Linked DNA regions of Homo sapiens: all the other regions are linked to region 3. A link is a contact called in ENCODE Hi-C or POLR2A ChIA-PET data. All regions are on one chromosome and are shown on one strand. The core of a region is the stretch at or near the end of the contact, and the rest is flanking DNA. Distances in the headings are between cores, read along the strand shown.

What was found. Hi-C counts contacts between places; a loop is a spot of excess contacts on that map. ChIA-PET counts read pairs that join two places held with the same protein, here RNA polymerase II (POLR2A). Pooled maps may share reads with other maps.
Region 1: a map with no recorded cell type shows a loop between it and region 3 (11-fold over the local background). The contact joins two enhancer-like sites. A Hi-C loop is called at or near these places in 2 of 168 maps with a recorded cell type or tissue (astrocyte of the cerebellum and natural killer cell), 26 of 37 single-sample maps with no recorded cell type and 9 of 50 pooled maps. POLR2A ChIA-PET finds 5 or more read pairs at or near these places in 13 of 52 experiments (A549, BJ, GM12878 and 10 more).
Region 2: a loop to region 3 is called in a pooled map, with 4 times the contacts of the local background. The contact joins two enhancer-like sites. A Hi-C loop is called at or near these places in 1 of 37 single-sample maps with no recorded cell type and 7 of 50 pooled maps. POLR2A ChIA-PET finds 5 or more read pairs at or near these places in 2 of 52 experiments (activated CD4-positive, alpha-beta memory T cell and activated T-cell).

What each region holds. Positions count from the first base shown.
Region 1 is chr20:49,783,585-49,787,843 of GRCh38, forward strand. No RefSeq gene overlaps it. Among named protein-coding and RNA genes, the nearest start is that of SLC9A8, 27 kb to the right of the region's middle. RefSeq lists enhancers at 49-572, 2,099-2,338. Within about 2 kb of position 2,212, at least 6 of the 41 ENCODE cell types and tissues checked have a DNase peak (open chromatin) inside an H3K27ac peak, as active enhancers do; they include GM12878, where a contact is called at or near this core.
Region 2 is chr20:49,539,403-49,543,703 of GRCh38, forward strand. PTGIS (prostaglandin I2 synthase) reads right to left here. Exons shown (of 10, transcript NM_000961.4): 5 at 168-319. Among named protein-coding and RNA genes, the nearest start is that of PTGIS, 27 kb to the right of the region's middle. RefSeq lists an enhancer at 2,399-2,448 and a silencer at 2,904-3,180. Within about 2 kb of position 2,514, at least 3 of the 41 ENCODE cell types and tissues checked have a DNase peak (open chromatin) inside an H3K27ac peak, as active enhancers do.
Region 3 is chr20:49,666,663-49,671,254 of GRCh38, forward strand. The region is part of intron 1 of B4GALT5 (beta-1,4-galactosyltransferase 5); the gene reads right to left. Among named protein-coding and RNA genes, the nearest start is that of B4GALT5, 45 kb to the right of the region's middle. Within about 2 kb of position 2,074, at least 10 of the 41 ENCODE cell types and tissues checked have a DNase peak (open chromatin) inside an H3K27ac peak, as active enhancers do; they include GM12878, where a contact is called at or near this core.

The DNA.
Region 1 (4,259 bases), core at 962-3,461, 120 kb after region 3:
TCTCTACGTATCCTGAGCTTCTTTCCAACTATGGCAGCTGGGATGGAAGGGCAAGCATCCAAATGGAGAAAGCCATACTGTCTTTTTTATTTTTTATTTTTATTTTTTGAGACGGAGCCTCGCTCTATCGCCCAGGCTGGAGTGCAGTGGTGAGATCTCAGCTCACTGCAAACTCTGCCCTCAGGGTTCAAGTGATTCACGTGTCTCAGCCTCCCAAGTAGCTGGGATTACAGACGCCCGTCATCATGACCAGCTAATTTTTTTGGAGACAAGAGTTTTGCTCAGTCTCCCAGGCTGGAGTGCAGTGGCATCATCTCAGCTCACTGCAACCTCCACCTTCTGAGTTCAAGTGATTCTCCTGCCTTAGCCTCCCGAGTAGCTGGGATTACAGGTATGTGCCACCACGCCCAGCTAATTTTTGTATTATTACTAGAGATGGGGTTTCACCATGTTGGCCAGGCTGGTCTCGATCTCCTGATCTCAGGTGATCCACCTGCCTCAGCCTCCCAAAGTGCTGGGATTACAGGTGTGAGCCACCGCACCCAGCCACTAATTTTTATATTTTTAGTAGAAATGGGATTTTGACATGTTGGCCAGGCTGGGTTTGAACTCCTGACCTCAAGTGATCTGCCCATCTCGGCCTCCGAAGTGTTGGCATTACAGGCGTGAGCCGCCACACCTGGCCTGTCAATATTGTTTTAATGATGGTTGCTCCTTCTCAGGCTTTCCTCACATACTGTTTTTTTTTTTTTTAGACAGGTTCTGGTTCTGTCACCTAAGCCTCCTGAGTAGCTGACATTACAGGTGTGTGCCACGAGCTTGGCTAATTTATTTATTTATTATATTAAATATATATATATTTATATATAATATTAAATAATATATGTATATATATTTATATATAATATATATATTAAATAATGAAATATATTAAATAATAAATAAATAAATAATTTATTTATTGTTTTGTAGAGATGGGAGTCTCACTATATTGCCCAGGCTCATCTCAAACTCCTGGCCTCAAGCATTCCTTCCACCTCAGCCTCCCAAACGGCTAGGATTACAGGTGTGAGCCACCACACCCAGCCCTCCCTCATACATTCAAATGGCCAACTCCCTTGGCTTCCTCAAGTCTTTGCTTAAATGCCATCTTCTCAGGAAGTCATTTTCTGAACACTCTATTAAAAATTGCAACCTGCCCCCAAACACGTCTTGCACTCACTGTCCGTGTCTCTGCTTAAATTTTCTCCGTAGCACTCATACCATCTAACATACTGTGCATTTACTTGTTTATTTTTATTTTTTTGAGACAGGGTCTCACTCTGTTGCCCAGGCTGGAGTGCAGTAGTGTGATCATGGTTCATTGTAACCTCTGTCTCCTGGACTCAAGCAATCCTCTCACCTTAGCCTCCCAAGTAGCTGGTACCACAAGTGCACATCATCACACCTGGCTAATTTTTGTATTTTTTGTACAGAAGGGGTTTCGCCATGCTGACCAGGCTCATCTCAAACTCCTGGGTTCCAGCGATCCACCCGCCTCAGCCTCCCAAAGTGCTGGGATTATAAGTGAACCATCATGCTGGGCAATTTATTTATTTATTTTCCGTTTCCCTCTACTAATGAATCAGCTCCAGGAGTGCAGGGACCTTGTCTGTTTTCTACACAGATGCGTTCCCAGCACCTAGCACAGTGCCTAGCAGGTATGTGAATGAATGAATGAATGAATCCATGCATGCATGAATGAAGTATCCTTGTACAAACCATGAACCATGTACATGTTAGGTGTCTACAACTTGTCGTTTGAATTAATGAATAAAAGAACAGGCAAGGCGCGGTGGCTCACACCTGCAATCCCAGCACTTTGGGAGGCCGAGGTGGGCGGATCATCTGAGGTTGGGAGTTCAAGACCAGCCTGACTAACATGGAGGAACCCTGTCTCTACTGAAAATAGAAAATTATCCAGGCGTGGTGGCGCATGCCTGTAATCCCAGCTTGGGAAGCTGAGACAGGAGAATCGCTTGAACTCGGGAGGCAGATGTTGCGGTGAGCCAAGATCGTGCCATTGCGCTCCAGCCTGGGCAACAAGAGTGAAACTCTGTCTCAAAAAAAAAAAAAAGAAAGAACAGACAGCACCAACCCTCCTTGTAAGTTCAATATGAGGTTGATCTGAAGCTGCCACCCAAGGCTACTGATCAAAATATCCTTCTAAACAAGTCTGTCCCACAGTCCTGGCGTCTGATAATATGGACAGTCAGGCTGGCTGGCACCAGACTGGACCCAGATGAAGGAATGGAATCAGGCCACATTACAGGGGCAAGAGGAGCCTTGTGGCCAGAGGTTCTAGAGGTCAGCAGCAAGTCATGCATCTGAAGAGGAAGTTGATTGCTGTACCTCAAGCTGAAACAGAAACTGCGGTGGCTAGCAAGGAAGGGTCCCCACCTGTGCGCCTCAGCCCCTTGGCCATTGCCAGCTTCCAACAGACCACAGAGACTTTTGGGGGAAAACTTTTTTATTGAAGTGTAACAGACATACAGAAAAGTGCACAAATAAGGAAAGTGCACAGGGGAGCGATGGCTCGATACATTTTCACAAAGGCAGACAGCGGGGTAACCAGCCCCCAGCTCAAGGAACAGAACATTCCCCGCCCCGGAGAAGCTCCCTTCAAGTCTTTCCCATCCTAAGCGATAACCGTTATCCTGATTCCAACAGCAGTGATGATTTTTGCCGTTTTTTGAACTTGATGAAATGGCAGCACATAACACGTATTCTTTTGTGTAAGACTTACTTACTACAAACTTTGTATGTTTGTAGCAACAGCCTTTTGACCCTGTCTCTTCCTCCATGCCCTCAAAGAGAAAAAGGAACCTAATAATAACACAAAATAAAGCGAAAGCATACTTGCTTGACTGGTTTAAATGTGCCATCTGGCCGGGCATTTTGGAGGCCGAGGCGGGTGGATCACTTGAAGTCAGGATTTCGAGACTAGCCTGGCCAACATGGTGAAACCCCATCTCTACTAAAAGTACAAAAATTAGCTGGGCATGGTGGTGGGCACTTGTAATCCCAGCTACTTGGGAGGCTGAGGAAGGAGAATCGCTTGAACCTGGGAGGCAGGGGTTGCAGTGAGCAGAGATCGTGCCACTGCACTCCAGCCTGGATGACAGAGGGTGACTCCATCTCTCAAAAAATAAAATAAAATAAAATAAAATAAAATAAAATATAAAATAAAATGTGCCATCCATTCTTTCATGCTTCAGCCACCCAGTGGGCTGGAACTGTTACTGCTTCCATTTCAAATATTGGGAGGCTGAGGCACAGAGAGGTTAAATAATTTGCTCAGCCAGGAAGTGAAGGTCTGTATTTAAAGCCAGGTCTCTCTGATCTCCAAGCTCATGTTCTAACCCAGCATACACTCCTTATCAATAAAATGACCATGTATTGAACACCCTCTTTGGACTGAATACTATACTTCAACTTTATGTCCATTGTCTTATTTGATTTTCCCAGCCGTTGATGAGTAATATACCATTATCCTTGCTTAGCAAATGATGAAAGCAGGGTTCAGAGAGGTTAAGGAACTTTCCTAACGTCATACAGCCCAGGAAGGCATGAAATAAAAATTTAAACTCTATTTTGTTGATTCCAAAGTCCAGTGCAGAACGATATCAGTACCCAGCATTTATGCGCATCTTTCAAATATACCTTCTGAGGCCCTGCAGGGTGGCTCATGACTGTAATCCCAGCACTGTGGGAGGCCGAGGTGGGTGGATCAGTTGAGGTCAGGAGTTCAAGACTAGCCTGGCCAATATGGTGAAACCCCGTTTCTATTAAAACTACAAAAATTAGCCGGGTGTGGTGGCACACGCCTGTAATCCCAGTTACTTGGGAGGCTGAAACAGGAGAATTGCTTAAACCCCGGAGGCAGAGGTTGCAGTGAGCCGAGATTGCACCACTGTACTCCAGCCTGGGTGACAGAGCAAGATTCTGTCTCAACAGAAACAAACAAACAAAAACAAATATACCTTCTGAGTTTTTCAAAAAAGAGACAACAATAGCAGTTACCTTTTATGGATCATCTCAGAGTCAGTTGTTTTGGTCAAAGATTGCAAATGATCCCTTAATTTGTGTTCTTGTCTTCTCTCTCCTAGTAAGAGTATACCTGATTTTTAGCTTGGCACATGGCTTCCCATGGCTTTACTACCTATCTCAGCCTTCCTTGCAGCTAGGGGTAGCCACATGACTAACTTATAGCCAGTGAA
Region 2 (4,301 bases), core at 1,264-3,763, 130 kb before region 3:
CCCACCATTGCGCTCTTGCATACCCCCAGTGATGGGGATCTTACTGCCTCCCTGGGCATTGGATGTCTTTCTGCCTGTGTTGCCTCTGGTCCTCTACCTTGAATTGGGCTCCCCCTCTGGGTCTTTCCATCCTCCCCCCCACCCACTGGGGCCCCCATGGTGCTTACCCACTGACAGGGAGCCACGGGCCAGTTTGGGGAGCAGCCGGTCGAGCTGGCGAAAGGTGTGGAAGACATCAGCTGAGTGGACGCGGTCCTGGGCCTGGCTTTCATGGGTGCGTGGCAGCGCCTCAATTCCGTAAAGAGTCAGGTAGCCGGCTCTGGGGGCGGCAGACAGAGGGTCAGGGGTCCTCCTGGGACACTCATGTGTGGCCACAGCTACTCACAAGAGCTTCATTCATACACCCAGTGAGCAACTACTAATCCTACTGTGCGCCAAAGACCATTCTGGGCACTGAACAGTCGGCAGTGAAAAAAACAAAAATCCCTGTCCTCAAGGAGCTGACCTCTCAGCACAGGGAGACAGACAACAGACGAGAGGATGAGTAAAATGAATAATGCGCCAGCTGGTGCCCCGCGGCACTGTCAGACACAAAGCTGGGTAGCAGGATGGGAGGGCGGGGGCTGTGGTGTCAGGTGCCAGGTGAGGGAGGGGCTGGTGTCAAGCTGACAGCTGAAGGCTGAGAAGGAGTCAGCCATGGGCAGAGCAGAGGGAGGGGTAGGAAGCAGAGCAAGCACCAGGTGTGATGTCCTGGGGCAGGAGGGAGCCCGGTGCTGGGGAGCAGCAAGGAGGCTGATGAGGCTGCAGCAGAGAGCTCGAGGGGACGGTGCTGAGATGGGGGCACAGAGAAGGGGAGGAGATGCCTGCTCCCAGGGAGGGATTCAGGGAAGACTTCCTAGAGAAGGGAGGGTCTGAGCTGAGATCTGCAGGATGATCGGGGGAAGCAGAAGAGGAACGTGTTCAGGCAACAGGCACAGCCTGTGCAAAGGCCCAGAGCTGAGAGTGCAACCGTGCCTGGTGGGAGAGGTGCCAGCTGTGGCTGGTGCAGGCACTGGAGCCGGGGTGTGAGGCAGAGGATGGGAGGGCCTGGGCTGTCAGGGCTGGCCACGCAAGGCAGGCATTTGCAGCAGTGAGAAGGTTGTGCTTGATCTGAGGGGCTCTGGGAGGCCCGAGAAGGAGGTCAGGGCCTGGTCAAGTGTGAAAAAGGGTAAGACATGGGAGCTAGCATGAGCTCTCATGTGCTCTCACTGAGGCACACTTACGCACACGCACACGCACACACACAGGACCACGCTCAGAGGACGCGCCTTCACCTCCAGCCCCCTTTAAATGCCCCAGGAGTCCAGCCCCAGCCCAGCGGGCTGACCTCAGTCCTGGGAGGGAAACTGCAGGCTTTCATTTTGTCATCTCTGCCTCAGCAGAGAGTCACAACAAAGAGACGCAACCAAAGCCCCGGGGCCTCACCCTCTCACCCTCCCCTTGAGCTCCTGGATCCCTGTGCAGACAAAGACCAGAGACCAGGATCTCTCAGGAGAGGGGTTTTCCCAGATGAAGAGAGAATGGAAGCAGGAATGAGGGTAGGTGGGGGCCGAGAGAGGCCTGCGTGGTCCCTGCTCTGTCCCTCACCTGCACAGTGGTGGCAGAAGTTGTAAAGGTGCAGCCCACACACTGGATTCAGTCCACAAATGTGTTTTATCAAGGGAGTTCCTAAAAACAAACTAAAGCTTCCTTCAAACATTTGGGGAAACTCACACAAAATCCGGATTTCCTGCTCATCTCATCTTGAAAAAGGAATCTGGCTGACCTGCGGTCCCACCTGGAAACCTAGCAGGAGCAGAGTTGCAGCCGCCCCTTTTAGACAGACACGTGCTTGCCAGGCCACTGCGGTACTCCCAAGGCCCTGTGGTCTCGGTGACACTGCAGTTGACACTGGTCATCATTTATCATCACACTTGCACTGTTGTTTTTTGCTAACTCAGAGAACCATTTCCCGGTACATATATTTCTACCAAAACAGGCAATGAAAAATAAACCAAAAAAGTAAACCGGCCGGGAGAGGTGGCTCACGCCTGTAATCCTAGCACTTTGGGATGCCGAGGTGGTTATATCACCTGAGGTCAGGAGTTCGAGACCAGCTTGGCCAACATGGTGAAACCCCCTCTCTACTAAAAATACAAAAATTAGCTGGGCATGGTGGCGGCACCTGTAGTCCCAGCTACTCAGGAGGCTGAGGCGAGAGAATCGCTTGAATCTGGGAGGCGGAGGTTGCAGCGAGCAGAGATCGCGCCATTATTGCACTCCAGCCTGGGCGAAAGAGCGAAACTTTGTCTTTAAAATAAAATAAAATAAAATGAAGGAAAAGAAAACAAAAAGAAAAAGTAAACCCAGAGGACCACAAGGTTTTGCTCTGTGGAAGCGAAGCCGGCAGCTCCATATCAAAAGAGCACGGCTGAAGACAGGATAATCCCATATGTAAATACACACACGACCCACAGGCGGCGCTAGAGCCACAAAGAAAAATAAAGCTGAACCAAGCTGGGTCACAGGAGGGAGCCATCACGAAAATGGGACTCAAGAAAGACCTCTCTGAGCAGGTGGCGCTCGCGATAAGGCTTAAACGAAGTGGGGTGGGAGCCACGCAGACCTGTGGGGAACAGCATTCCCAGGCAAGGGAACAGAAATAGCAAAGGCCACAAAGAGAGAGCGTGCCTGACCTGCTCAAGGGGCAGCAGAGAGGTAGGTGGGAGGAGGGGAGGCCAGGGCTACAAGGTGAGGACAGAGGAGAACTTTGGGTGTGACTCAGTGAGGCCAGGGCCAACACAGGCCAGGCTGGTGGGTGTAAGAGGTGGCACCTCACAGTTCGGGCTGCCTGAACCGGCACCCCTTTCACCTCTGTGTCCCTCCCATCCAACTGGCCCATTCTCTTTGTATTTCAGGGGCTGCTGATTGATGGCAGTGGAAAGGCCTACAGCTGCCAAGCCAGGGGGCAGGAGCTCCAGCCCAGGCCTCAGGCCCTGAAGACACAGTTACCGGGTTACAGGTATGGATTTACGTCTGATTCCCCCTGAGCTGATTCCCCTGTGCCTGCCGCTGTACCATGGAGCCTAGCCAGACCCAGCTGCCCCTGAGCCTGCCTCTCCCCAGCCTATCTCTCTCTGACTTCTTTGTCTGCACAGGGACCCAGGAGCCAGGAGACCTGGGAGGATCACTACTGTGAACTTGCTGGGTGGTTTCAGCTGGCCCTCTCTGGACCTCAGTCCCCATCATACAATGCAGGGTGGACCAGACCAGCATCACCCACACCAATTACAGCCCTTGACACTGTTTGCACCACCCCAGGGCAAAACAAAAAGAATGGGGACTGTTCGTGTGCTGAGAGCTGTGGCTGAGAGTGCAGACTCTGGGACCAGCCCTGTCCTGACCCCAACACAGGCCTCTGGGCAAATGACTCAGGCTCTCCAGGTCTCAGTTTTCTCATCTGTCAAATGGAATATGTAAAGTCCTAGCCTCCTAGAGCGATTGTGAGCATTAAAAGAGCTGAGACACGCCGAGTCTACACATATGCACACACATATCATAAATATACCCACATGCCCATATGTGTCAACGAATGACTGCCCTTTATCCTAGAACTATGTTGCTCTAATTTCTTGGAGGGGTTGAAATGTCCTTTTTTAAATTAAATTTAAATTAAATTAAATTCTGGTTGGTTAAGGGCATCACTAAAATCAGGGAGCTGTCCTTAACACCACTCTATCCCTCTCACTCACGCCCACGCTCCCCCATCCCCACCGCTGCCCCAGTCAAATCTTCCGGCAGAGCCAGTGAACTCTATCTCCAAAAGCTACCCAAATTCTCACCACCTCCCTGGGCCACCACCATTCTCTCACCTTGGTGACACCTGGCAGCCTCCTGCTAGGTCCTCCTGCCTCCCTCTCCACCCCTCCTTACCCCTACAGTCCATCCTCCATCCAGCAGCCAGAGGGGGCTTTCAAACTAAGTTAGATCATGTCCTGCCCCTGTGCAAACCCCTGATGTCACCCGATCTTACTCAGCATAATTTCCAAAGCCTTCCCTGACCTCCCGACTGCCTGAGGCCTGCTTCTGCCCACTTCTCTGACCTCCTGTCCACCTTCCCTCCTTGGCTCTTTATGCTGTAGCCACACTGGCCGTCTCTCTGAGCTTCCTCCCACCTCTGGGCCTTTGCACCTGCTGTTTCCCCTGCCTAGAGTGTTGGCGTGGTGGGCACTTTGCAGTTAGGTCTTGGCTCAGAAGCCAGACCCCCAGAGCATGACCCTGCC
Region 3 (4,592 bases), core at 824-3,323:
TACAAAATACACAGATAAGACACAATAAAAATTAAGGAAAAACAAAATGTGCCAAAGGAATGTTGAAGTTTGATTTCTGCCATGCTAGAGTATCTGCAAAACCTGCATTATCTTTTTAGACCAATATTTTGTGGAAAAAGCACAACCTGAAAAATAATTCAACCTTACCCCCAAACAAGCAGATGATCAGTGTTCACTGCTCTGCACAACAGGTAAAGAAAGAATCTGCTTATTCTGCTTATAAAGAGATGGATTCCTATACAACTAATAATGCATTTATTGAGTCCTTATGTGCCAGCACCTTTCCAAATGCCTGTGTTTTATCTCATTTCATCCTCACAATAACTGAGAGGCAGGTTGTTACCATCAATTTAGAGATGAAAAAAACTCAGGTCTGAATACGCAATCTGACCATGTGGAGCCAAGATTTCACAGCAGGCTTTGTCTCCAGAGTCCAGATTTTTAACAAACATGCTCTACTGCCTCTCAGATGCTCAATCCCCTGAATCCACAGCTACTATGCTGCCCACACTTTGTTTGATTCCTTTTACTTGGATCTTTTTGAAGTGTTTTTTTTTTTTTGGCTTGTGTTGTTGTTGTTTTTTTTGAGACGGACTCTCGCTGTCACCCAGGCTGGAGTGCAGTGGCGCGATCTCAGCTCACTGCAGGCTGCGCCCCCCAGGGGTTCACGCCATTCTCCTGCCTCAGCCTCCCGAGTAGCTGGGACTACAGGTGCCTGCCACCTCGCCCGGCTAATTTTTTTTGTATTTTTAGTAGAGACGGGGTTTCACTGTGTCAGCCAGGATGGTCTCGATCTCCTGACCTTGTGATCCACCCGCCTTGGCCTCCCAAAGTGCTGGGATTACAGGTGTGAGCCACCGCGCCCGGCCTGTTGTTGTTTTTGACAGGATCTTGCTCTGTCACTCAGGCTGGAGTGCAGTGGCACGATCATGGCTCACTGCAGTCTTAACCTCCCTGGCTCAAGCAGTCCTCACACTTTGGCCTCCCAAAGTGCTGGGATTATAGGTGTGAGCCACCCCGCATGGCCAATATTACCTGGATCTTTACTGTCAACATGTCATATATTTCAGGCTTCCAATATTCCACTTCAGGAGTGGGTGCCAATACTCACGCTATAATGCATCCCCCAAATTTTATAAGTTTGAAGCTCTAATGTGAATCATGAATTTTTCCATTTTAAATCTGCTTAAAATGCTGGATACTCATACTATGCATTACATACATTAACATACATTTAAGAGAGAAAATACAGCTTTTTTAAGATACAAGGAATTTTTGGCAGCAAAATTTACACCCATTGTCTTATCTATTTAAATATTTTGGAGCAACCGTGTGACAATTTTCATACAAAAAGTGTTTAAAGAGAACTGGGAGGAGGGGGGACACATACACACATTAACAAAGTAAATAATACAAAAAAATATTTTGGGGGAAAAATTGATTTGAGGAAACTTTTGCTTTCCTAATCCTTCTCATTTGAGGCAGAAAAATCACAAAGTCATTCGTAGGTTTCATTTTTCACCCTAATTACTATTCCTAGCTATTAAAAAAATCCAAGTGGTAAAAATTAACAGCTATGAAGTACCCTATAAACATTTCCACTGACCTATTAGTCTACCATCTGTTAAATTATTAAACTGTACATAAGATTAGACATGAAAATGCTGTCTAAACAGATACTAGATGGCTGGGTAGCCTATGGTAAGTACTTTACTGATCTAAGCTTCAGCTTTGCTTCCCCCAAAATTCTTAATAGCATGACCAGTTATCAACCCTCAGAAGTACCAATATCCACATGCACAGCCACATAACCTCAGTATAAGCTTGGGTGGGAGAAAACTGTAAATTACCTTGCTGGTTCCATTGAAACTGAACACGTACACTTATCAAAACAACCCTGCGGAGAATGGGTGGGGGTGGGGGGGGCGTCAGGGTATGACGGATGTTGCTGATGGGAATGTGCTAGAGGCACAAGACCAGCACTGCCACACTCCTCTGTGGAACTGAAACCAGAACAAAGGCTCTGCTCCCCTCACCTCCGCACCCCCTCGTCCTAATCTCTGTCCGTCACCGCCCCCACTCCACCGACCAATCCCTGTCCCTGAATTGCCTTGTGGTTCCAGCCTCCCACCCCCACTGACACCTCCTCTGTATGAACGTGCTTTTGTGACACCCGCTCATACTAAGCTTTTTTTTTAGACAGTGTCTCGTCCTGTCACCCAGGCTGGATTGCAGTGGCACAAACACAGCTCACTGCAACCTCAACTTCCTTGGCTCAAGCAATCCTCCTGCCTCAGCCTCCTGTGTAGCTGGGACCACAGGCGTACACCACCACATCTGGTGAATTTTTTTATTTTTGTAGAGGTAGAATCTCACTTTGTTGCCCAGGCTGGTCTCAAACTCCTGGGCTCAAGCAATCCTCCTGCCTCAGCCTCCCAAACTGCTGGGATTACATGTGAGAGCCATCATGCCCAGCCAATACTAAGCTTTAATGTCCCTTTCCTAGCTTTTCCTGGTATCATCCCACCCCCAAGATTAGAACTGCCTACACCTATCTTTGGGCTCTTTCTCAACTGATACACCAACTTCTATCCATGACCTCTACAAATTTGAGCATGTCTCTCTCTTCCAATAGACTGTAAGCTCCTTAAGAGTACAGACAGTCTTATTCTTTTCTTCATCAACTTCTGATAAATAGTAGGCATTTAGCTATTTATTAAAGAATTACATAGGCTGGGCGTGGTTGCTCACACCTGTAATCCCAGCACTTTGGGAGGCTGAGGCAGGTGGATCACCTGAGGTCAGGAGTTCGCAACCAACCTGACCAACATGGAGAAACACCGTCTCTACTAAAAATACAAAATCAGCCGAGCATGGTGGTGCATGCCTGTAATCCCAGTTACTCGGGAGGCTGAGAAAGGAGAATCACTTGAACCTGGGAGGCGGATGTTGCAGTGAGCTAAGATCGCGCCATTGCACTCCAGCCTGGGCAACAAGAGCGAAACTCCACCTCAAAAAAAAAAAAAAAAAGAATTATAGCTTGGCACACAGATGCTGTGATAGCCGGAGGAGTTGCCTTGCTTTTTTAAGGTAGAAGTATACTGGTTTTTCTGCAACCACAAAAAAAAAGGCTATAAGCCAGAAAAGGTCATAGTGAAACTGATACTTCACCAACTGTGCTGGTGTTCGTGCAGACTGGTATAAACCCTTTGGGAAAACTATTTGCAAATTCAACAATAGCCATAAAAATGCTCATACCTTCTGAGCTAGCAAAGTATCCTAAATATGAGGCTATTCTATGCACAAAGTTTTTACTTACATTATTTCTAAAAGCAAAATCTTGGGAAACAACTCAAAATCAACAACCAGCAGCTCTCAGTGCTGCTCTGCCTGTGGAGTAGCCAGTTTCTTTTCTTCTCTAATAAACTTGCTTTCACTTACTAAAACAACAGCACATAAACTGTGACACAAAACTTGACGGAATCTTACACATCTTTAAAAGTGAAAACTATGCAACCTTATCACCATACACCTTATGTATAATATTTAGCATAGACTATCACATTTTTAACAACATGAAAAAAGTTCTGCTATATCTTGACAACTATTGCTAAGGAATAAGAACATGTATCAGGCTAAAACAGACTTGAGGCAAATTTACCAACCTGCTTTGCTGTTAGGGAGTAACAGTGATGTGAGATGACCTTTTTTCCTTCTGTTTTACCAATGTTCTTTACAACAGTAATGATTTATTTTTTTGAGACAGGGTCTTACTATGTTGCCCAGGCTGGTCTCAAATTCCTGAGCTCAAGAGATCTTCATGCCTTAGCTCCCAAGCAGCTGGGACTACAGGCATGCATCATGGTGTCTGACTGAGTGAGGGTTTAAAAGAATGCAATTCTATAGCAAAAAGTTGAATTTCTTCAACACTGAACTGCTATCTGCCTACAACTAAGTTTCTTCTAACCCTTTGCAAACATGTAACGTAAAATTTTAAGTTGACACTACAAACTGCTTGTCTAAATGAGTCAAAAGACTGATACCTGTTCTACCAAAGCCTCACCAACATTCAGAGGCTTTGGTGGAACAGGTATCCCACACCTTGTTGATGGAAACAAATTGATATAACCTCTAGAGAGGTTGGCAATACAGATCAAAGTGAAATGTTCATACTCTAACCCAGTAGTTCCTACTTTCAGGTATTCATCCTAAAGAAATAATTGGATAAATAACAAATGTGTTCAATACTGTTTATCTCAGTGCTACTTATAAAAGCAAAACTCCAACCTATCTATGCACCAAAAGGGTCTGGAAAAAAAATTATGGCAAAATCAGACCATGACTAACTCAGCTATCACTGAAATAATGATTATTGTTTTAGAAGTACTCACTATTTAAAAATCATACCGTGCAGGCCAGGCACGGTGGCTCATGCCTATAATCCCAGCACTTTGGGAGGCCAAGGTGGGCGGATCACCTGAGGTCAGGAGTTCAAGATCAGCCTGGTCAACATGGCGAAACCCCATCTCTACAAAAAATACAAAAATTAACCGGGTGTGGTGGTGCATGCC